Regions from separate parts of the Homo sapiens genome. Here regions 1 and 3 are each linked to region 2. Evidence: chromatin loops called from intact Hi-C (ENCODE). Cell type or tissue: heart right ventricle. All regions are shown on one strand.

Region 1 (8,000 bases), 390 kb before region 2:
AAGGTAATTGTTAGCCACTGTATACAAAATTAGTATTATCACCTTTGGAGGCACAGAATAGCCCCCTAAGATCCTTCCAAAGTACACAGTCAACTGGTGTCAAGACTGGAAAGAGAACGTTTTTGTTGGATGCCTAGCATGGTTCACTGCCTGGTGGGTGAGGCGTGTCTCTGACCTCCCTTCCCTTCCCTTCTAGACATTCCAAAATCCTCCCTTCTGGAAGCACAGCCCTCTGAGAAACTCACTGAGCTCCCTACGGTAATCGTGGGTTTAATTTTCCAGTAAGGCAAGGTCTTAAAGATAAATACAGATGGAAGAAAATGCTGGGGCTGTCACTGACGTCTTAACCATGTCCCTCATAAAAATCTGGTGTGTTTTGGCTTTTGATTTTGTTTAGTGAGAGTATTCATGAGTGGTCATCTTTCTTAAAGGGCCAATACAGTAAAATTACTTTCCGGACACCTCTCTATCTTGGTGGCGCTCCCAGCGCTTACTGGTTGGTTAGAGCAACAGGGACAAACCGAGGCTTTCAAGGCTGTGTGCAGTCGCTCGCTGTGAATGGGAGGAGAATTGACATGAGGCCCTGGCCCCTGGGAAAAGCACTCAGTGGGGCTGATGTGGGTAAGTGGCTGCCTGGTGGGTTGGGGTACTCTTATGGGACTTATGTCTTATGGGACTGCCTTTCTGGCTTGGGCCATGGAGGGAGCAGCAACATTAGGTGCTACCCTGGGAAGCTGGTACCTTCAGAACATCAGGAGGGAGGTGGGCCTCAGGGGTGAGGCTGGTGCTCTGCAGACATGCTGCTGACCCCGCATCTGAACACCAAGATATGGTAACAGTATGGTGCACCAAACCCTGGTTCTGTCCTGCTAGCAATTTGGGCCTCATCATGAAATATGGCATGGTCTTACTGGACAAAGCAACAAGCGATCCAGCCCTTTTACCTTACCTCACCCAGTCCAGTGGAAGAACCAACACAGTAATGTAAGAAGAGCTTTCATACACTCTCTGTTTCTTAAAGAAGTGGTCACATTCTAATTTGTGATCGCTGTGCCAAACATCTTCTCATATGCTCTCTCATTTACTTTCACACTAACGCTAAGAGGTAGAAGTTATTATCATGCCCATTTTACAGATGAGGAAACTGGGGCTTGCAGAAGTTAAATAACTTATTGAAAGTAGCAGGCAGAGCTAGGCTTATTTTTAAAGCAATAAGGACATTTATTCTATCACTGAAGGCAGCAGGTAGATAATTCCCAGGTTGGTTAATTCAGGGACTGTCTACTAGAGCTGCCATAACAAAATACTGCAGACTGGGCAAGTTAAACATCAGAAATTAATTTTCTCACAGTTCTGGAGGCTGGAAGTCCCAGATCAAGGTGCCAGCCAATTTGGTTCCTGGAGAGGCCTCTCTCCTTGGCTTGCAGATGGCCACCTTCTCGCTGTGTGCTCGTGGGATCTTTCCTCCATGTGTGCACACCCCTGGTATGTCTGTATGTCCAAATATCATCCTATAAGGACACCAATCGGACTGGATTAGGTCCCCACTCTTATGACCTCAATTAACCTTAAATACCTCCTTAAAGATACTATCTCCAAATACAGGGAATTAGGACTTCAACTGTGAATTTTGGGGGAAAAGCTGTTCAGTTCATAACAGGGTCTCTATGATATCAGGACTCTGGGTCGATATCCCTATGATACTCTCCTTTTCACTCACTACTCTAAGCGTCACATCCTCATGACTTTGTCCTTGGCAAGAAATGGCAAGTCTCCTCCTTGAATCTCTTTTCCCTCCATCTCTAAGATGCTATTTTGAAAGAATGCACAGTGAACAGCATAGTCTCACTGCCTAGATTCTACCGTTAACATTTTGCTGCATTTTCTTGACCACATATCAATTCATCCCTTTCTCCATTCCTCAGTCAGAGGTAGGATTCGATCCTCATGACTCCTAGAACAGTTTTTTGTTTTGTTTGTTTTTCTTGTAGCTAATATTATTAGTTGAGCACCTACTTTAAGTAGGCACCATTCTAAATTACTTTGATCTTTCCAAGGTTATTGTGAAGTAGGTGCTATCATTAGCCTTACTTTACAGATAAGAACCAATGGGGCTGGGCACAGTGCTCATGCCTGTAATCTCAGCACTTTGGGAGGCTGAGGCAGGCAGATCACGTGAGGTCAGGAGTTGGAGACCAGCCTGGCCAACATGGTGAAACTCTGTCTCTACTAAAATACAAAAATTAGCCGGGCTTAGTGGCACACCCATGTAATCCCAGCTACCCAGAAGACTGAGGCAGGAGAATTGCTTGAACCTGGGAGGCAGAGGTTGCAGTGAGCCAGGATTGTGCCACTGCACTCCAGCTTGGACAACAGAGTGAGACTGTCTTAAAAAACAAAAAACAAAAAACAAAACAAAACAAAACAAAAAACCAATGGTACAGAACAGTTAAGTAACTTGCCCAAGGTCACACAGCTAGTAAGTGGTAGAGTCTAATGTGACCTCAGCCATTCTGGCACAAGTGACTACCCTCTTACCAAAATCAGCTACATCAATGGCTACCAAATTGTTTCCCTCCACCTTGTTCACTCCTATAGGTGATGCCATTGTTATAACTATAAAAGATGAAGTTTACTTAACAAAAATAGTTTACCATCCATTGATTACTTGGTCAAAGTAAACAGTAAGCAGCAATGACTGAAACAATTATTAAAGCTGTCACTATGGTAGGACAATGTCTCCAAAATCCATCTTCTTTCTGTGATGATTCAGAACATAAGAACCAGCCATTCCATCAGGAGTCACATGCCTTGCTTATGAGCCTGGACTCTGAAGGCAGATTGCCTGGATTTGAAAAATTTTTGCAACTCAGTCTCCCCATCTAGAAATAGTAGCTGCCTCATAAGATTATTTTGTTTAAATGAGTTGTGGTGTGTAAAAAGCACTTAGAATAGGGCTTTGCACATCGCAAACATTTCGTAAATGTTTCCTGTTATTAATATTGTTATTCATATTCTAACCCTCCCATCAAATCAGCTATAATCTGTTTCTTCAGGGGAACAGCCCTGAATAAACCTGGTAGTCCTGAAATGGCATGGCAACCTCTGACAGGTAGTTCAGAGGTTGTAAAGTTGGGCAAGAACTGATTTCTGCCAGCTTTGTTAATTCTGACACAGTGCGATACCCACTTTTCCAGCAGGTGGCACCAAAAGGACCTCTCTTGTGGGCTTCAGCTCCCTGGATACAGCTATTGGATTACTGTATAGACTTCCCTCTGTGAATATTAATGGCATGTGTCAGCCATGTTGGTGTTTTACATTTCTTCGCATTTCATTTCCCCCGGGGTTATAAGAGTGGGGCTGATTATCCTTCCTCAGCTTCCATGTTTGCTGTCCTTTGGGTTAGTCCTCCTGAAATTCAAGTTTTTGTAAGTCAAACGCAGCCTCACCAGGGAGGTCATGGTTCTCCATCTGATATCTCTAACTTGTCATTGCCATCTTCAACTGTGACTTTTTCTCTGCCTTCCCACTAAACCCGTTTTTATTCCCCAGAGGGGCTTGCATTACTCAGTTCCTTCCACTTCATATCCTGTCTTTCGTTAGACTGTTCCCAGCTCCTGTGCTCTCTGCAAGTCACATTCTAGAATAGTTGGTCAGAAATCTCAGCAAATTTTGCATTCTCTGGTCCAGCTCTTGATTATTTCCATTCAGATTCTCAAACCTATATTTCCACCACTCATTTATGCCAATCCCATCTTGGATATCCCCACTCTGCTGGAGCAGTCACAGAGCCACTTCCCAGGGTATTTGAGATTCAGGGGGTCTGCGGTGACCATGGGTCTCACTATGGCTTACGAGCTCTTTTCCTCATTTCACTCAATAAATACTTCACTGAGCACCTGCTTAGTGCTTGTCACAGTGCTGGGTGCTGGAGATCAAGTAATGAACAAGACAGGATCCAGCTCAGTCCTCATATAGTTGCCATGTGGAGAGACCAAATTAATATAGTAATCACACAGTGAAGGTGAAGTTACACCTGGGGTAAGTGTTATGGAGGAGAAGTGGTGCTGCAGTGGTGATGTTTAATAGGGAGGTTGTAGGGTCTGGGGGCCAGGGAAAGAGTTTCTCAGAAGAGGAAGTTAATATGAAGCAAGAGTAGGAGTGAAAATGTGGAGAAGGGAAAGAAGGACATTCCAGGCAGAGGGAAGGGCTTGTTCCAGGGGAAGAGGAAGGGGGAGATGGGTGCCATGATCTAGTTTGTGATTTGAGAAGATCTTCTGACAGCTCATTAGACGGGGCTTTCAGGGATACATGTAGACCAGCTGAGGTCTATTGCAGTAGGTCACATGACAAATAACGGTGTGATCCAGGTGGTGGTGGTGGTAGAAACAGAGACGGATCTGACAGATCATTAGGGGAAAAATAGGTGGGCCTCGGTTACGGACTAGGGGTTGGGGACAGGGAAGTTTCTCCTTGTTCATGGTCTCTTTAAGGAACTCCACCCCATGATGTTCCACATTCTTTCCCCTCCTTAGGAGTCTTATTTCTCTTCTACCTCTCGCTTTCTTATCTAGCAGAAACCTACACAACAACTGGCCTATGGTAGGCGCTGGTGAAAGTGACTTTACATATTGATAATGAGGTCTGTGTATACATGACCTTGCCACACCCACCTCTCCTCCCCATCACTCTTGAGTTAAGAGTTTTCCCCCTAAAATGAACCTATTCAGCTACACTCTGCACTCACCCTTCCTGGCTGCCCTGGGCCCTCGCCGCCAGGTTCTCTCTTCTCAGTAGCCCAGGGATTCTTAACCTTTTTGGCACTGCAGCCCCCTTTGGTGGTCTGGGGAAGCCCATGGACCTCTTCTCATAATGATGTTCTTAAATGGAGAAAAATAATATATGTAATATTATAAGGGGAAACAATTATATTGAAACCCAGCTCTATCACATATTTTTAAAGTTTTGCTTTTACAATAATATATGTGCTCCTTTATAAAGCATATTAAGAACAGAATTATTTAATGGTGGGTGAAATAACTCCCATGACTTCAAAGTAGCAACAAGTATGAATGATACTTCAAAAAATGTGCAATAAATGGAAGGTGACAACAGCTGTGAGGTCTATTGGTCACAACTCACAAGAACTACTAACACTAGAAGTATCTTGCCTGTATTGAAAGTTGATGGAAATACATACCCAGCTCCAGGCAGAGGCTAGGGAAGATACAGATGCAATATATTTTCCTTCTCGGTTCACAGAGCCCCTGCTGTGGCTTACTCACCCATGCTCAGGTTCTCTCCAGCTCACACAGGTGCCATGCCTTGTGTGACCTTGTACCCACACTGGTTTGGAAACTCTGGGAACCTCTCTCCTTTCTTTCAAGGCCTGATACCAGCACTGGGTATTTCCACAGTCACCTTAGACTTAAATCCAACCAAAGCAACCTCTCCCTTTGCTTTGCAGAAGCCAGGTCCTGTTCACAGCCACTCTCATTTCTTCCCTCCTGCACCATTATTTTAGTCTTTCAAGCTACAAACCTTGAGATTGTGCTGGAGGAGTGTTCTTGCCTTTCAGCCTCTAGAATGAATCTCTCATTTCTTACTTCCTTGGATGTCTGATCCTTCACAGTCTCTCCATTTTCTTTGTGGCCATCCTGTTCACTCCCTATAGGAGTTTTTTCATCTCCTCCACTCCTATCACTCACCAGTCTGTTTTGCATGCCATTCCCAGAGTAATCTTGTTGAAATGCTGCTTTCACCAAGTCAGCAACTCCATCTGGCTTTCATGACCTCCCCTCCCCTACCCCCACCTCTTAAAAAATGGTTAAAATGCATAAGACTTGTAATGTAATCCTTTTCTGTACATCTAAAATAACATACAAGGATCCCGCTTCTTCCTGTGGATCCAGCCAAGCTCTGGGAAGGAATCACAACCCACAGAAATTGGCGGGGCTCAGGGACCTTTGAGAGTTTGGCTCTTTAAGATCAAAGTCAGCCAGCATCTCTGTGGAGGCTGTGAATGCTGGGGGTGACATTCTTAGGGCTGTGGCTGGAGACCACTGGTCATGTCTGCCTGAACATTCAGTAGCCACCAGCTGGAATTCACAGAGGCTAGCCACCCCCAGCTGGGGAGGCAAGCCATCTGCACGGGCTTTAATCAAATTCTGTTAGCAGTCCCTGAAGTCAGTCTCCTCTCCTGGGTCTAACCTGGGTGCCTGGCCTTTACCCCTCCTCCCAGTGAGTCTTTATGAAAAGACTGGACCAATTCAAGGAGGGAAGGGTGAGAGATTCATCCTGCCGAGATGACACACTCAGGCCAAGGAGGGCTCCTGCCCTCACAGGGTGGGCTACCAGCTCATGCAGAGGGCAGCCTTGAAGACTGGGAGAGAGCACAGCTGGACCCTTCACTTCCAGAGGCACGCCCTTCTACCTCCACCCCCAGAAAAAGTGTTTTGTACTCCCTCATGTGGTTCTGGGCCAGATGGTGGTCCATCTGTCTAACTGATTTCTTACACACAAAGAGAAAACACAAAGAAGCAGAAGAAAAACAGCCCATGAAAAGTCCATTTGTTTTCCTCTGATGACCTGCACTTGAAAATGACAAAGGATACCCTTTCTGGATCTCTCTGATCTGTTTGGTGAAGAGAACTCACTCATCAGATGTTGAGCCTTTCAGCCTTCTTACCACAGGCCACCTTTCTGTCCCTCATCAGGGTGTAACTTTGGAAGTAGAAATAGGGATTCTGAAACCCATGTGCCAATGTATTATGGGGCCCTCCCTCCCTGCTCCCTACCCCAGACAGAGAAGTTGACAATCCAGGTGAGTTAATCAGCTTAGACGTGGCTGGGTAACTCCTTCTGTGCCTACCTTGCTTGTCTCAACTTTGAACCAACAAGGCAGCAGCACTTAAGCTAATTGGGGTCATGCAATTTAGAATGCTTTTAACATAAACACCCTGTTGACATTGGAGGGATTGAAATATGCTCTGTTGGGAGCAAGAGAGAGATGAATTAAAGCAGAAACAGCTTAGTCATCCCAGTTAGTGGTCATAAAATTGCCCAGAAATGTATTATTTGATTTATTGTGTCCATCATGTTTTTTAAAGTCTCTATGGCTCTTCATACAGGACAAACCAAAATCAAATTAAAATGAAGAGCAGGTTCCACTTATCCTGAAAGCCCATTTGCAGTTGTGCAGAGCTGCAAATCAACAGGAGTAAGAACTGAAATGTATTTATTCAGAACCATGAGCTGCTGGTGGGGTCAGCGCCACTGTGTTGGACTGGCACACATGGAGGATTGGCTTTGTAATTCCCATTCTGTATTTAGGGGAATGCAGCAGTGGAATCTGTGATGAGGCCTCGTGCATCCATGGTGGCACCTGCACAGCAATCAAAGCCGACTCCTACATTTGCCTCTGTCCCCTTGGGTTTAAAGGTCGACACTGTGAAGATGGTGAGAAAGAAGCAAGTTGAAGGCGGTTTCTATCTGCATGTTAATTTGTGTAGATGTACTTTATCATCAATATAGTTTCTTTGTTAATTTGTTTGTTTGTTTTTGAGACAAAGGCTCCCTCTCTTACCCAGGCCGGAGTGCAGTGGCGCATCTCGGCTCACTGCAACCTCTGCCTCCCGGGTTCAAGTGATTCTCTTCTGCCTCAGCTCCCGAGTAGCTGGAACTACAGGCGCCCAGCTAATTTTTGTATTTTTAGTAGAGATGGGATTTCACCATGTTGCCCAGGCTGCTCTCAAACTCTTGACCTCAAGTGATCCACCCGCCTCGGCCTCCCAAAGTGCTGGGATTACAGGCGTGAGCCACCACGCCAGGCCTCATCAATGTACTTTTAACAAATCTAACAAAGCCCCATACATTTTTATGGGATCAACATTGCTTTGTTGGGAGAGATGGGGGAAACTTTTTAAACAAGGTTGGAGTGTCTCTGAGTGCCAAAATTTGTTTGGTAATGAGAACTCACTCATCTGATGTTGAGCCTTTCA
Region 2 (8,000 bases):
TCCACCCAACACACATGCATGAGGAGCATTCTTTCTTCCCACAAGGCAAATTTCGTTTTTGCAGAAAATGCATCTGACTCACTTTCTCCTCTGAGGGTTACGAGATGTCCTGCTATAGGTCACAAGTTCAGCTGAGTCATGAATGCTGAATTGCCAGCTGTGCTCATCCAATCATATTTAACATTCAGAAGTGCCATGAAACCCCAAACCCACAAAAACAACTTAACTGCAGGGCCCAGACCAAATCAGTAGCAGAGGGGGGTTTCAATGCTGTTCTGTCAGCTATTTTCCCCTGAACCCCAATCTTTACCCCCCAACCCTCTGGTCATCATCTCCTATCATCCTTCCCTCCTCTCCATCTTCTCTCTGTCTCTCTGTCCCTGCATTTCCAGTCTGGTTAAATCTGAGTTTCAGCCGGGCGTGGTGGCTCACACCTGTAATCCCAGCACTTTGGGAGGCCAAGGCGGGTGGATAACGAGGTCAGGAGTTCAAGACCAGCCTGGCCAACATGGTGAAACCCCATTTCTAATAAAAATACAAAAATTAGCCGGGCATGGTGGCGGGAGCCTGTAATCCCAGCTACTCGGGAGGCTGATGCAGGAGAATCGCTTGAACCCAGGAGGCGGAGGTTGTAGTGAGTGGAGATCGTGCCACTGCACTCCAGCTTGGGCGATAGTGTGAGACTCCGTGTCAAAAAAAAAATTCTGAGTTTCAATGTGCAGCGTGATTTCTTCTCTTCCTCATGATTGCTGTCAATTCCTGGCTGCAGGAACAAGGATCTTGCCAACAATCCTGAGCCAGAGCGTTCTGAGCTCCCCACCCTTTCTTCCTGTCACCTTCCGATTCATTTCCTGTAAGCTGTGACCCTTTCTTGGGAACATTAATTAGCCATGATGCTTTTTTATCAGAATTCTAGGAAAATGATACCGGTATGACTCACACTTCTGCTGTTTAAACAGTGTTTACTATATTTGAGTGCGGCAGATGAGCTTTTTGCAGGGTGCTTACTATATAGATTTATGACCTTCTATAACCATTCTGGGAAAGAAAGAAAAAGCATGCATCGGCACCACTTAATGAGGCTTTACCGTATCATTCAAACTTTTAGAGTGAAAACATATGGGATGCAATATCTTTAGATGATCTCATAAAAGCCTTTATTTAGGAATACAACACATTTCTTTCGTGATGCTAGTTTTAAGAATGAAGTTACCACAACCCCCAGAGATTATATTCTACCACTCTTTGCTTGATAAGAGGGTGATTTTCACAATCTACACTGTAGCTATCTAAGGGATTTTACAATCTATGCAGTCATGAGCTGGATTAAATAAACTATGTAAATTTATGTGGACCAGGGTCTAAATTAATTCAGGCCAAAATAAATCAAACCTTAGCTAGACCATGATTTAATTAAAAATTGAAAATATGACTCATGGCACTTAAGTATACTGATGTTTACTGCCAAAAGAAGCATTGTTCCTGTGACAGAGATAAATGCAGGAAGGGCTGATAGATTCCTCAAGGTTGAAACAGAGATACTGAGATGGACATGGCATCATACACATTCCTACAATTGCTCAAATAAATATCTTTTGGATGAGTATCAGAAGTGAACTCAAAATATAGTCATGAAAAATCCATAGATATGTATGTTTTTATTCCCAGATTCTTCTCGCTCTAATTTTGGAGTTTTTGTGTTTTTCTTCTTGTGACTATATATATGTCATATATATTCATATATACATTAATATATAATCTCTATATATGAATATGTTTTTTGTCAATTTTTAAAAGCTCTTCTCCTTCCCGTTTTGACTTTTATATATTACTTATGTATTTTCTCCCTTCTATTTTCTGGAATCTGTCCTCTGACTTGCAATGTTAAGAGCATTCCTACTAGTGTGTCCTGTGCTGTGCAGGTTTGCATGTTTATGAAGCTTCCTTCTTGGAATATATGGACGATCTTTCACCTGGCTGAGGCTCCTCCTCCTCTTGCGTCCTCAACAAGGACCCGCGGCCACTGTCAGGGCTGCCCTCAGCATGACGCGGATTTCAGGGAAGGCTGGGTAGGGTAGGAATGTGTTTGAACCCCAACCAGGACCCATGGGAGGACTACTATGTGGGTGTTTAGGCAGCTATCAGGACAGTATTCGAAATCCAGATTCTCCGGGGCATGCGGCCTTGGCCATCACACGGATCTGGGGGACTCCCAGGCTGCAGACACTGCAGGCAGAAGGAAGCCGTGGTTCCTACCGGAGGCGCGAAGGCAGTGAAGTCGCCTCCACTCCAGTGTTCTGCTCTTGCTCCCTGCAGCCCTCGCCGCCCCGCCCGGTCCACGACCAGCTCCTCCCTGGGGATCTCTCCGAGCAGTGCCATTTTGCAATTCATCCTCCAACATTTCCAAGTAAAGCTTTTCTGTCATATTTGTGTTCGGGGAGTCTCTAATGCTTTAAGGCAAAGAAGTCAGTAATTTGGAGCTTCAGGCCTCTAGCAGGGTGGGAAAGGGGAGTCTCTTGCTAAGTCAGTAGGCGCCTGGGTGTCCTCCAAACCCCATAGGGCTTGTGGGACCTGTGCCACCCCTCCTACAACAGGGCCTCCTGTTCCTCCACAACAAGCTGGCTCTGTGACCTGCAGGATGGAGAAAGGTTGTCCTGGCCCCTGCCAGACTGGGAAACATCAGGGCTCTCAGGAAGGACAGGGATTTCCCCACACATTAACCTTGTGCAGGGGATTGGGAGGGAGTTGGTGCAAGCCTTTGAATTATTGTCCCCTTCCTTTCACTCTTCAGTATGAGCGTGAGCCTTCCTCCCCAAATACATGAACAATTTTTAGGAGACTTAGATAGAGAGAAACGCAATATTTAGGATCAAGTTTAAGATCCCCCAGAATTTCCCTCAAGAACGGCTAAAGCACATGGCCAAGAATCCCCTCACTACCAGCTGTGATCAATCAGGAGAGGGGAGGGGGCAGCTCCTAACACGACAGAGGCGAGTCTTGGCAAATGGATCTCATCTCCTGTGGGCTGGTCTGATCTTAAACTCCAAGGGAACCGCAGAGGCCTTTGTTCCTGCCTCACAGAAGGCGGCCGCCCGGGAAGCCGAGGAAGACCCATGCATTAGCCTATGGCGCCACCTAGCAAAACCAGGGGGTACTTAAGAAAGATGGAGCTGGGAGGTTGTGGGGTTTGTTTTGGATTGGTTTTTTTCCACAACCAGAAAAGGGGGTTTCCATTTCATTCACAGAGTTCTGGGAAATGGAATTTGTATAAAACATTTTTTGGTCATGATGGAAAACATTTATTTGACTCTAATGAGAGAATCTGACCCAAAGGCAATAGTAATCAAAACCTACGAGGACAAGTGCTTGATTCTCTGAACTTGTTGTTTTTTTTTTTTTCTAGTAACAGCTGTGACTATGCAGTTTTTGCTTCAAAAAGAACTTGATTCTATCTTACGTTAAAGATATCTTAAGTTAAAGAGTTACTTCTGGGCAATGTCTTCATGTCCAGAAGGGAAGAGGGGCTCGACACCGTGCTGCAGACAAACAAGTACGGTTGTGTCAAGGGACATTCTGACAATTTTATGATGTCACTTTGCCCCTTTTGGGTTCTGGAAAGTGAACTGTGGCTTCCCAGCTCCCACACATTAGCCCCATGAGGAGACACTTGGTGTACGTGCTGAAAATGCAGCACACCCGGCCGGGCACTGTGCCTCACGCCTGTAATCCCAGCACTTTAGGAGGCCGAGGCGGGCGGATCACCTGAGGTCAGGAGTTCGAGACCAACCTGGCCAACATGGTGAAACCCCATCTCTACGAAAAACATATAAAAATTAGCCGGGCATGGTGGCGGGCGCCTGTAATCCCAGCTACTCAGGAGGCTGAGGCAGGAGAATCGCTTGAACCCGGGAGGCGGAGATTGCAGTGAACCGAGATCGTGCCACTGCACTGCAGCCTGGGCAACAGAGTGAGACTCCGTCTAAAAAAAAAAGAAAAGAAAAGAAAATGCAGCACACCCAAAACATCCTTGGAGACCACGTCCAGATGGGAGCAGCCCTTCCCATCTGAAACATACAAATCTTTGTGGAAACAGAGACTCAAGAATGCCTCTAGGTTCCAGGCAAAAAGTGTTTTGATAACCGCACTGAGAAGAGACAGTCTTTGCCTTTAAAGGGTTAGGAGAATACAGTGGTTGTCAATATGGGCTCTGGAGCCAAATGCCTGGGGTCGAGCTCGCTTCCCTATTACTTCAACTTCAGTAACCTTAGTTCTCTATAAAATGAGGCTAATTCATAGGGTTTTTGTGACGTTTAAATGACATAAACCATATAAGGTGCTTACAATAAGACCTGGCACATGCAGGCACTTAATTTAAATGTTAACTAGTATTTAATCATTCTAGAATTTAAAGGAACAAACCCGAGTTTTCTCGCATCCTAATAAACCAGCCATGTTTTTTGATCCTACCTGAAGCGGTCTTCGTTAATTAGCATAGCGTATTGTGCCTGCGTAGCAGCCCCCAATGGCAATTTCTTTTTGATACCTTCACATTGGCAGCAGAAATAGGAGCAGGTGTCCAGCTTTTAAAAATTCTTTTAGGAGGTGCAGCACACCAACATGGCACATGTATACACATGTAACAAACCTGCATGTGGTGCACATGTACCCTAGAGCTTAAAGTATAATAATAATAAAAAAAATTCTTTTAGGAGAAAAGCATTCAAAAAAGTTTGAAGACCACTGCTCTATCTCAAATGGATGCTCAATTAATGCAGTTGACCAATTGATAATCAAGGTTTTTTTTGTTCACTTGCTTTTTCATGTATTACATTTTAAGTTTCTTAAGTGCAAGGATCCTGCCTGGCTACCCTATACCCCCAAACAGCAAGAAACTCTTATGTAATTTTAGATTAAACACCTAGACTAAACACCTAGACTATTTGAAAAGTGGTACCTTTTCTTAATCATATTAATATGACCAAGAGTCATATTATTAGTCAATTGAACTGACACTGTAGGCAAATAAAAACAAGAATTAATTTTTGGAGCCATCTTTGAAGGGCTAGCCACTGTGTATCGTCATTGACTCTGGTCTATTATTCTATTCAACCAATGCCTCACAAGAATCAAGTTACAACACAACATTATGAACAGCCCATTTCTTAGGGTATGGCAAACCGATGCCTTTTCCCGCAAGGCGAGTGCCTAAAGAATTTACCAGAAAGCCTTTGACAGTGATTAATGTCAGTGAAATAGCACTTTATTGTTAGAAGACATGGGATACATATCAACATACAAAACTTAAAGCGGAAGCCAAAGTGCAATGCTTCCTTGAGCTTCATTGACCAAGACAAATGAGGTCGTGCTCAGGCACTGGTGGTGGGAAAAATGGCTTGACAAATCTGCTATGTCCAGTATCTCCAGGCTTCACGTGGCTTTTTATTTATGCCTAATTAAACTGCAAAAAAAGGAATATTAATTTGATCTGAGAGCAGAGTAGTCTACATTCTTCCTATTTTTTATGTTCATCCTGCACCCATATTTGTATAATCACACATTCTCATCTGAATTGGATCAAGAGTCTTTGTTCTGAAAAATTATTACAAATTCTTTATGGATAAGAAGACATGGATAGCCATACTAAAGACCAAAGACTTTTTTGACTGCTGTATTCTATAGCATTTGCTTTCAGGTCTGATTGCAATGTTTTGTACAAAGCACACCAGAAATACAAACTTCACTGGAATTGCAACAGCAATTCACTGTACTCATGTAATAGTAATAGCAATTCCTGACATCTTCTGATTTTGGAACAACCCTTTGTAGGTGAAAACTCTGTTCATGGCAATTTGAGCATAAACTCTCTTTCCATATTGTTGTTAAATTTTGATGTACTGGAGCTGGGAAAGAAGCACCAACTTCATGCAACTCCATGCCAAACCAACCCCCTGCCTCTGATATGCCACAATGATCTGATGAATTATAATGTTCTACATATGATCTACTTGGCTGCAAAATGTTATCAGGTATATAAGCACATACACTTGGAGGCACATGACTTTATGTATTTAATATAATCCTAATAGAAATTTCCATGAGCTTCTCAGGAACCCTGGCAACTAATCCCAAAATGAATATGAAAGAGCCAAGGACCAAGAAAAGACATGACACTCAAAAAGAAGAACCCTACAGGAGATCTTGTCCTCCAGATATTACAATTGTTCTAGGGCTATAGCAATTAAGATAGTGTGGTATTGGGATAAATCATATAGATGGACCAGGGCAACAGAATATAGAATCCAGAAACATAACACACATGCATAGAAATTTTTTTTTCCTAGAGCTGGCATTGCAGACACTTGGAGGAAATATTAATTATTTCAATATGTGGTTATGGGGAAAACATATTACTCATGTGTTAAAAAAATAAAATTGGACCTCTTATATCACACAAAAAGCCAATTTCTGGTGTACTAAAGACTTAAATTTGAAAAGCAAAATTACAAAACTTATCAAAAATTAATATACATTGATAATTTTATAGCTTCCTAGTTTATAAAGACTTTCTAAATATGTATATTATAAATAGAATGATTCTTAAAATGAGATCAACCACATTAAAATTAAGAATTTACGTTCCTTAAAATGCACTGTAATGACCAACCTGGGAAACAGTAGGATGCCGTCTCTACAAAAAATTAAAAATCAGCTGGGCATGGTAGTACACACCTGTAGTCCCAGCTGCTTGGGAGGCTGAGGTGTGAGGATCGCTTGAGCCTGGTAGGTCAAGGCTGCAGTGAGCCATAATCGTGCTACTGCACTCCAGCCTGGGCAAGAGTGAGAGCCTATCTCAAAAAATAAAAAATAAAAATAAAAGACACTGTAATGAAAGTAAAAAAATAAGTGTCAGAAACTGGGAGAAGGTACTCATAACATAGAGAATTAAGCCCCAGAATATACAAAGAACTCTATAAACCTGTAAGAAAAAAATGAACAATCCAACTGATGAATGAGCAGAAATGTTACATGTGTGTTTCACAGAAGAGAAAGAAATGGCAACAAATACATGGAAAATGCTCAATCTTACTAGAAATTGGGGAGAAATTAGAACAGCAGTGATCAGATGCCATTTTATATTTACCACACACACAAGAAGTAAGAATCCTGACAATACCCGATGTGACTGAGAATGTGCAGCAGTAGTTACACCACTTTGGAAAATAAGTTGGCATCATTTAGTAAATACAAAAAGTAGCTGAACTCTCTGACCCAGAAATTTCACCCCTAGGTATATTCCCTAGAGGAATTCTTGCACTGTTTACTAGGAGGCATGGAAAAGAATGTTTATACCAGCACTGTTTGTAATTGGAGAAAAAAAAAAACTGAAAACAGACCAAATGTTGATTAACAATGGAATAAATTGTGGTGTATTCACAATGAATACATCAATGAAGAAATAAAAAAGCTACAGATGGCTGGGTGTGGTGGCCCATGCCTGTAATCCCAGCACTTTGGGAGGCCAAGGCGAACAGATCACCTGAGGTCAGGAGTTCAAGACCAGCCTGACCAACATGGTGAAACCCCCTCTCTACTAAAAATACAAAAATTAGCCAGGAATGCTGGTGGGCACCTGTAATCCCAGCTACTTGGGAGGCTGAGGCAGGGAGAATTGCTTGAACTCGGGAGGCAGAGGTTGCAGTGAGCTGAGATTGTGCTGCTGCACTCTAGCCTGGGCAACAGAGCGAGACTCCATCTCAAAAAAAAAGCTACACAGATGAGATTTAGAAAGGAAATGTTAAGTTAAAAAGCAACTGGTGGAAGAATATATGCAGAATGACTCAATTTACATAGCATTCAAAACACACAAAACTAAATACATTTAGGAGGATATAAATACATGAAGTTAAAACTATAGAGAAAAGCAAAGAGATAATGAATACAAAAATCTAGTTAGTAGTTGTCTCTGATGGGAGAGGGAGAGGGAAGAGGTTGGGAAAGAG
Region 3 (8,000 bases), 370 kb before region 2:
CTTCCACTTGTCAGCAGGAGGGTGCTGCATGACGATTTTGATGAGCAGCCAAAAGGAACTGCTCCTCACTCCACGAGGCCCCGCTGCTGGACACAGCCATAATGCAATTTTTTTTCCTAGCAGCCAGCTGCTCTGAAACCTCCTTGACCCTGCATCCTTCCTCCTTTCCTCTTTCCATCTTATTTTAGCTTTTGTGTAAGAGCAATGACAAGAGAAAGATGCCTGTGGGTTTGTGGTGACAGTTCCTGACTGGTTCAGTATTCTGCTGGGCCACAAGAATTCCTGAAAGCCTTTATACTTCTTTGTTAACCTCCTAGTTAAGGAAGAACCCTCAAAGCTGCCGGAAGGCTATTGACAGAAGGCATTTTGGTCTATTAATCTAATTGAAATTTCCCTGGGCTACCTGGCTGGACCCAGCCATGGGGGCACTCCCTAAGATAAACAGAGCTTCTTCCTCCATGACTCGCCTGTCTTGTCTTCTCTACCCTTGACATGACCCCAGATTCATTCTCCTCCCTCTGGCCAATGATCTTCCAAAGCACAGACCTCTCTCTCCTGCTTAAGTCTCATTGCTTTTTGGGTAAAATTCATGCTCGTAATGTGGTGTGTAAGGCTCTGCATGCTCTGGCCCCCTCTCGCCTGTGCCTTATACTCACATTCCCTCTAAGCCCCAACGTCTTCCAGTTTCTACAATGTTAACTCTTCCTTGACCACCTCCCCTACTCCCTGTGTCTAGGGTAGGATATGAGACTCCCGTGTCCGGCACCCAGGTGCACCCATAGCCACCTGTACAGTTCTTCCCAGTGCTGATATCACCTGCTCTTTTACTTGTCTGTATTCCCTGCTCGCATAAACCCCTGCAGGGCAGGACTGGGTCTTTCTTATTTTCTGCTGTTTGTCCAGCACTTAACATAGTGGCTGGGGCATATTGTAGTATGTGCCTAATAATATTTGTTAAATCAATGATCAAAGCTGCTACTATTTGTATTTATTTTATCGTAAATCAAAGAAAATAATAACTTAACATTACCTAAAGTGTGTTCATTCCCAGAGCTCTCAAATGTAAGGATTTCTCACTCATGATACATATCCACCAATGGTTAGCTGCAGCTGTAATCTGAGATCTGGGCTGAAGGAACAGAGGGAAGGAGAAAAGGGCATGGTGAACTACTCTCTGGCTCTGAAAGCTTCTGCCCAGAAGTGATTCTTTTCTCTTCTGCTCATGTTTTATTGGCTATAAGAAGTCACACAAGCTCATCTGAGCCGACAGGTTGGAGGCAATCTTCCTGTGGGGAGGGGTACCTGTGAACGGTAGTGCAGTCTGCCACAGTCATCATGACATAGCTATGAGGTAGATACAATGACTCCCATTTTGCAGACAATGAAATGAAGTCTCAGAGACTTTAAGACGTTCACCAACATTCAGGCAGGTGGTAAGGAGCAATGAGAAACACTGTGAAAGTGAAGCCCTTGTGTAGACAGATTGTCATGATGGGTCTCTAGGCTCTGTCTACCATTTTGTTCCCCAACAGGGAACTGAAGACACATTTGATCATTTTGAACATCTGTTTTAAAGTCATACAATGCTTTGTTTTTAATCTTTTGGCAGGGAGGCTTCACACAGATTAAGTGCAACACAGACATTTTCATTGGCGGAGTCCCCAATTATGATGATGTGAAGAAGAACTCGGGTGTCCTGAAGCCTTTCAGCGGGAGCATCCAGAAGGTACAGGCATCTCTTCCTCATGTTTACTGGGCCACCCAGACTGTAGACAAAGAAAGTGAGGATTATGATCAGTGTCATCTGCTGCACCCAAGAAAGACACTTTGAGAAAGTTTTAACATTTTTAAAAATTTCTATTTTAATGCCCACAGCATGGCTTTCCAACCTCACTTTCTTAGAACATCTGCTCCTGGGTCTATGCCCGGCAGACATTCCATGAATGCTACTTGGTGATGATGAATTTTTATGGCAAATCTACCAAACTATATTAGGACTGCTGAGGGAGTGAAATGGCATCATGTGTCTGCAGATACTTCCACAGTAGGGAAGGAGGTGGACGGAGGTGAATAGCAACCTTGGCTCTGCGCTTCTCTTTTGCGGTACTTTGCAGTTTGCTCAACATTAGAGCCAGTGCTCATCCCCACCCCTACACTTTAGCAGTTGGTGTTCATTGATCATGTAACCAAGCTCTTAAGAGCATAGATTAAAGAGTTCTTCCCTAGAAGGTTCAGGAAAAAAACATTCAGTGAAAGATACTGACTCCCCCGGCTCTCTCTTTTTTTTTTTTTTTTTTTTTTTTTTTTTGAGATTGAGTCTCGCTCTGTCGCCCAGGCTGTAGCGCAGTGGCGTGATCTCGGCTCACTGCAACCTCCACCTCCTGGGTTCAAGCGATTCTCCTGCCTTAGCCTCCCGAATAGCTGGGATTACAGGTGCCTGCCACCACGTCCAGCTAATTTTTGTATTTTTAGTAGAGACAGGGTTTCACCATGTTGGCCAGGCTGGTCTCGAACTCCTGACCTTGTGATCTGCCCACCTTGGCCTCCCAAAGTGCTGAGATTACAGGCATGAGCCACTGCTTCTGGCCTGCTCTCTTTTATTCCTTCTCTTGGGGCTGCCCATGATCTCTGTGGTTATGAAGTCATGCTCTGTCTGCAACAGACCTGCAGCTTGACTCCCCAGCCCAGGTGGGCAGAACCACCAAACACTGGGAGAACAAGGATCTGAAGAAAAGCATGTTTAGTTCCTGGGTGTTAGCTTCATCCTGTTTTCCTTTAGTGACCAATGGTGGCTAAAGGATCCTTTTTGGACCTGAGATGGAGCATGAGGGAGGCTAAGGTGAAGGAGGAATGATGAAAGAAGTCCCTCCTTTCACTGAAAAGGGCCCCTGGTACTGTGACCATTTTATCTCGCATCGCAGTGTCAGGCCCAGTCAACATTTGCTGACAGTCACGTGTTTCCCTTTGTTACTGAAGTTCGAGGTCTGTGATACCTCAGTTCAGACCATTCTCCCCTATGAGTGGGATTGGCCATGCTTAACCAGGTGTTTCAAATTCTCACCTAGGAAACAAGCTGGGATGCTAAGACGTTTCCCATCCTCTGCCCGCTCTTCTCAGGCTGTGCCCTCCCCTTCACGCAGCACACACAACCCTCTCCCTATCTCCTGCTAGAAAGACCACCCTCTCTTGCCTGATTCACGGGCTGGGCCATGTCCTGTAGTGAACAGTGCCATTCCTGGCTTGTCTCAGCACATATTACGCAGTTTCATGGTCCTTCACTTGCAGCCTGAAAGGGGGAGATTGTAGAAGGATCCTGGCTACTTTCTAGCAGCTTCTCAGATTCAGGACTGGGGAAAAGTTTTCTCTCAACTCTCCCAGTGCTCTCCAAGGGCCAGGCAAGCCTTTGGAAGCTTAGATTCGTGGCAGGAAGTGCCATTGCTAACCTCTTATAACCCCTGGGCAGTGGGGGTTCCCCTGGGAGGTGTTCTTACTGTCTCGAAGTTCTGCAAAGCCAGCAACAGTTCAAAGTAAATCCATATTCTGAATCAAGGGCTGGTAAAGTTGGATCCATTTATTTGGGGCTAGGGAACCCAGTAGCCCCTCCTCATAATTTATCAGTTTCACTAGAGTCACATTGCAGGGCAGAAGGTGCAAGGGAGCTCTTGAGCACCAGTAAATCCATGCACAGTGGGGTAAAGAATGCGACCTGTGTTTCACTTTTGTTTCTTAAGTGGGGAAGGGAATGTGCAGAGGGAGGGGATTCAGGAACGTCAGGGAAGGAGGATAGCAGGAGTGAGTGGGACAATCGGGGAGGTCCAGCTGATGGAATTTTAGGAGACTGCTTGAGAACATTAGTTGGAAACATAAAGGAGTACACTAGGAAGTGTCTCTGGATTCCACAGCCACCGGGAGCCAGGGTGCCCTGTTTGACTTCCGCCTCCGTAACACTGTGTTTTGCACTCTCCCCACTCTGCTTTATATACCAGTGTCTCCCAGCCTGGGCTGCATCTTCTGAGGTGACTCTCAAAAACTTTTTAAAGTTACTGACGACTTGGTCTCACCTTCAGAGATTCTGGTTCAATGGGTCTGGGCGGGTCTGGGCATTAGTATTTCTTAAGAGCCCGCCAGGTGGTTCTAATGTGCAGCTGGGTTGAAATCCGAACTTTGTAGTTCTTGGGACTTCTTTACAACCTAACCGAGTGGCCAGTCTTCCGGAACCAGAGGAGCGCGTCACTCCGCAGATTCTCCCAAGTGGATCAACTTGGGATCACTTCAGCTCCTGCATAGATGACAAGACTATGAAAGTAGAAACTAGGCCTGGCGCGGTGGCTCACGCCTGTAATCCCAGCACTTTGGGAGGCTGAAGTGGGCGGATCACCTGAGGTCAGGAGTTCGAGACCAGCCTGGCCAACATGGTGAAACCCCATCTCTACTAAAAACAAAAATTAGCCGGGCGTAGTGGCGGGTGCCTGTAATTCCAGCTACTTGGGAGGCTGAGGCAGGAGAATTGCTTGAACCCAGGAGGCAGAAGTTGCAGTGAGCCAAGATTGCACTACTGCACTCCAGCCTGGGCAACACAGAAAGACTCCATCTCCAAAAAAAAAAAAAAAAAAGTGGAAACTGGACTTAAAAAAATTTTTTTTCAATCTCCCTATGTGTAGCTCAGGTTAATTTGCCAAGGGAAGCTTTAGAAGACTACAAAGATGTTTCTTAATTCCTGAATTTCTTTATGTTTTTCTCTCTCAAGATCATCCTGAATGACCGAACCATCCATGTGAAGCATGACTTCACCTCCGGAGTGAATGTGGAGAATGCGGCCCACCCCTGTGTGAGAGCCCCTTGTGCCCATGGGGGCAGCTGCCGGCCCAGGAAGGAGGGCTATGACTGTGACTGCCCCTTGGGCTTTGAGGGGCTTCACTGCCAGAAAGGTACGCTCAGGGGTCTGAGGCACAGCTCCCTGGAGGGAGTGGAAGGAACGGACAGCCAATTGGGGGACCACAACTCTTAATGGAAGAGTTGTAACAGTGGTACAACCATAGTGGTTATTTTGATCAATTATTTCAATAACTTATTAGATGATTATTTATAAACTACCATAATTCCTTAATAAGAGTTAAATGCTGAAATACTTCTGCTAACAGTGAGTAAATAGGTTCCCCACCCTCTGCCCTGGCTCCTTCCTTGAGAATCACCTCATAGTCTAGCAACCCAAGAGTTAACCCATAACAGAGTAGGGGTTTCCAGGACTTTTGCATCTGAGCCACTCCCAGAGCCTATCCTGATAGATGAATGCCTATGCTTTGTAGACTGATAAATATTTTAACCCCTGTCTGTGCATGCTGTATAAGAGAAACCTTGCCCAAATATGCAAAAACACAAATTATACATTAGTTGCTCCAAACTAAAGTATGCATAACCTTCTGTATAGTGCTATTTTTTAGGCTATCAAATTGCTGTGCCTCAGTTGTCTCAACTGTAAAATGGGAATAATAATAGCAGTATTATTGTGTGTCTAACACAGAGGGTTATAGTATTGACTAAATGAGACAATGGATCCAGAACATTTAGAAGAGGGCCTGGTAAGTACTCAAGCAACCAACAAATACTGGTCATTATTATTCGTGGGGAGAAAAATAAAATCCATTAGCAGGTGCTGTGGGCTACTCAGTTTCCATCTTACCCTAGACTGAAAGCCAAGGCAGGTCATAGACCATGAGACCCTGCTGGACTTGCTTTCTGTACCTGCTTATGGGAAGCTGAGGACACGGCCCTGGTATCTAGAATAGGCTTCCCACATATATCCATCATGTTGGGCCTTCATTTTTCAGTTTCAGTGTGGCCTTTCCTGCCCAGGAACTTAAAAAAAAAAAAAAACAAGCCTGGAAGAAATAAAGCAATGAGCCTCTGAAGGAATGTGCACTGTCTTTCTTATTTCCAGGTTGTTGATTTTTATCAGAATTAGGGCTTAGAGGAAAACTATAAATTACAGGTAGGTATGTTGGTATATGGAATGGTAGGAGAAGTCATTTTGTCATTTTGCAGCAGTCTTGGAAAATATGAAAGATGCCAATTTGCCAGTTGGAAGCCTTAGTAGTATTTCTTATGTTTAAATGAATTTGAAATCTACATGGCAAATCTTCCTTGTATTTTTAACAAGGGAGGGTAATTGATTCATTTGTGAATTATCCTGATTAGAATCCTAACAAGCAAATTGCTGTTTAGCTAATAGGTTGTACTTACAGAGATTTAGCTGAAGAGTGGCTCATTCATTCAGAAAATTGGGTTTGGATTTCACACATCAATGTTTGAATTTACTAAGTCTCCAATTTTACCACAGGAGCATCCAATTTGTGCTTGCCGTATATCTAACATTAATGGTCAATATGTAAATCCCGGACTTAGATGAACATTTAGCACTGGAAATTAAAGGGAGAAAGAAAGGATAATGTGTGATCTTGTTAGCCCTCATTTCCTGCTGCAGAACATTAGTCGTAACAGGGATAAAGTGCTCACATTTATAGCTTTGTAACTATAGGTTCAGGTTCAATGAGAAGCAAATCTTACCAGAATGTTGGGGCAGATCCCAGTGAGCACCTGGATCTGGCAAGATCTGTGGGAATGGATGACGGCAGAGGGAACTGCAGGACATTGGGGACTCTTTTCCTGCAAAGCAGTCTAGAACCAAGATTGGAACCCAGATGAGCCAGCAGCCACCCTCCATGTTGAATTAGTATCAGATTGTGTTTTGAAATCAAGATACTGCTTCTGGGAAGATGGCAACCTTTCCAAATCCTGGGAAGGTTCATATATCAGAGGTATGGCCCCTATCCCATAATTTCCTTTCCATCATAATGACTGGAGAGGATTAATGGGGCTCTGCAACAATTTTTCCAGCTCCAGCAGGTACCAATTGTGGGCAGTTGCCATGCCGACTGCTCTAATATTGGGGAAAACATTTAGTCCCATTGTAAAGATTGGAAAGAAAAGGAAAAGAGATGGGCGATTATGTTGTTCCATAGAGATGCAAGAGAATACATAGAAAGTTTGCGTAAATCCTTGGTTTGAAAGACCAAGAATGGTGAGAAGCCATCCTTGGTTGTCAGAAAGAATCCTGTCTCATCCAGCAAGGTGATTTTTAGCCTCATATATTTAAAAGTTGGGGTTTTTTTCTGCCTCATAATCAAACCATGTTTCAAAACAAGAGCCTGTTCCCAGTATTCCTACAGAAGTTAAACCAGTCCTTTTACATGAAGCAAAATGGTATAGAAATAACCAGCACCAGGGCTCATCCAATCCATACCAAAGGGCACCTTCTTTATGAGGAATTTTGTTTTCTGGATCGTCAGTGAGTCTGGGTCTTTTTCAGCCTCATCAGAGAGTGTGGCAAGTGAGTTCCACAAGGGCCGTAGTTGGACAATTTGACACTTGTTCCCACCTCTTGGTAACCCAGGAGAGCAGGGGCCAGAAACTCAGACAAATCCTGGAGCAGTTCCAGGCACTTGGACTACATGGTGGTTTCAGGGCCCCCGCTTTTCCCTGTGGGGTTGGGGGCAGGAGCAAGAGAGCCTGACCCAGACCAAGGGGTGCACTGAGCTCCCACTGAGCATCTGAGATGCTCTTGGGATGCCACAGGCTTCCTGTAGCAGTGGCCACTGCAGAAACTCAAACCTGTCTGTCCCACCTGCAAGACCCACCAGGACAGGAGAAGCCAGAGGTTCTTCTTACTCCCAGCTGTGACTTCAGGTGCCAAGAAAAAAACATAAGGTTTGACCTTGGGGGTCCCCTTGCCTTCCATTTGGTGGTTTCAGTTTCAGGCATCTTCTCCACCCCATGCACTACCCCAATACCTAGGCCCCCTTTTTTCTCAACAAGGCCTTCCCCATCAAAAATTACTTCCATACTTAGAGATTTCTTTCCTTTTTTCTTTACTTGCATCCAGTGGACCCATCCTGTGTCCCAGTTCCTCAGAGCTTGTGTATCTAAGTAAGTTACTAAAATGT

The links. A loop is a pair of places that touch in the nucleus more often than their neighbours do. Peaks named below come from ENCODE experiments on the same cell type or tissue, not always from the same donor. Only the 100,000 strongest peaks of a DNase experiment are listed, where the experiment ranks them.
Region 1: a loop joins it to region 2, with 5 times the contacts of the local background. A loop is called at or near these places in 54 of 110 quality-filtered maps.
Region 3: a loop joins it to region 2, with 5 times the contacts of the local background. A loop is called at or near these places in 103 of 110 quality-filtered maps.

Annotation. Positions count from the first base shown.
Region 1 is chr5:38,417,635-38,425,634 of GRCh38, forward strand. EGFLAM (EGF like, fibronectin type III and laminin G domains) reads left to right here. Exons shown (of 22, transcript NM_152403.4): 12 at 432-621; 13 at 7,333-7,458. It overlaps EGFLAM-AS1 (EGFLAM antisense RNA 1), which reads right to left. Exons shown (of 2, transcript NR_046737.1): 2 at 7,221-7,447. Among named protein-coding and RNA genes, the nearest start is that of EGFLAM-AS1, 5.7 kb to the right of the region's middle. In heart right ventricle, CTCF peaks have their summits at 3,185 (motif pointing right) and 3,387; a DNase peak (open chromatin) is centred at 3,197; H3K27ac peaks cover 345 bases.
Region 2 is chr5:38,806,867-38,814,866 of GRCh38, forward strand. All of the region lies in intron 1 of OSMR-DT (OSMR divergent transcript), which reads right to left. Among named protein-coding and RNA genes, the nearest start is that of OSMR-DT, 35 kb to the right of the region's middle. RefSeq lists an enhancer at 3,709-4,209. In heart right ventricle, CTCF peaks have their summits at 3,137 and 3,336; DNase peaks (open chromatin) are centred at 2,576 and 3,095; H3K27ac peaks cover 1,936 bases; H3K27me3 peaks cover 399 bases.
Region 3 is chr5:38,433,528-38,441,527 of GRCh38, forward strand. EGFLAM (EGF like, fibronectin type III and laminin G domains) reads left to right here. Exons shown (of 22, transcript NM_152403.4): 16 at 1,610-1,726; 17 at 4,748-4,928. EGFLAM-AS5 (EGFLAM antisense RNA 5) reads right to left here. Exons shown (of 2, transcript NR_199676.1): 2 at 974-1,766. Among named protein-coding and RNA genes, the nearest start is that of EGFLAM-AS1, 10 kb to the left of the region's middle. In heart right ventricle, no CTCF peak of the experiment used is centred here; a DNase peak (open chromatin) is centred at 4; H3K27ac peaks cover 1,434 bases.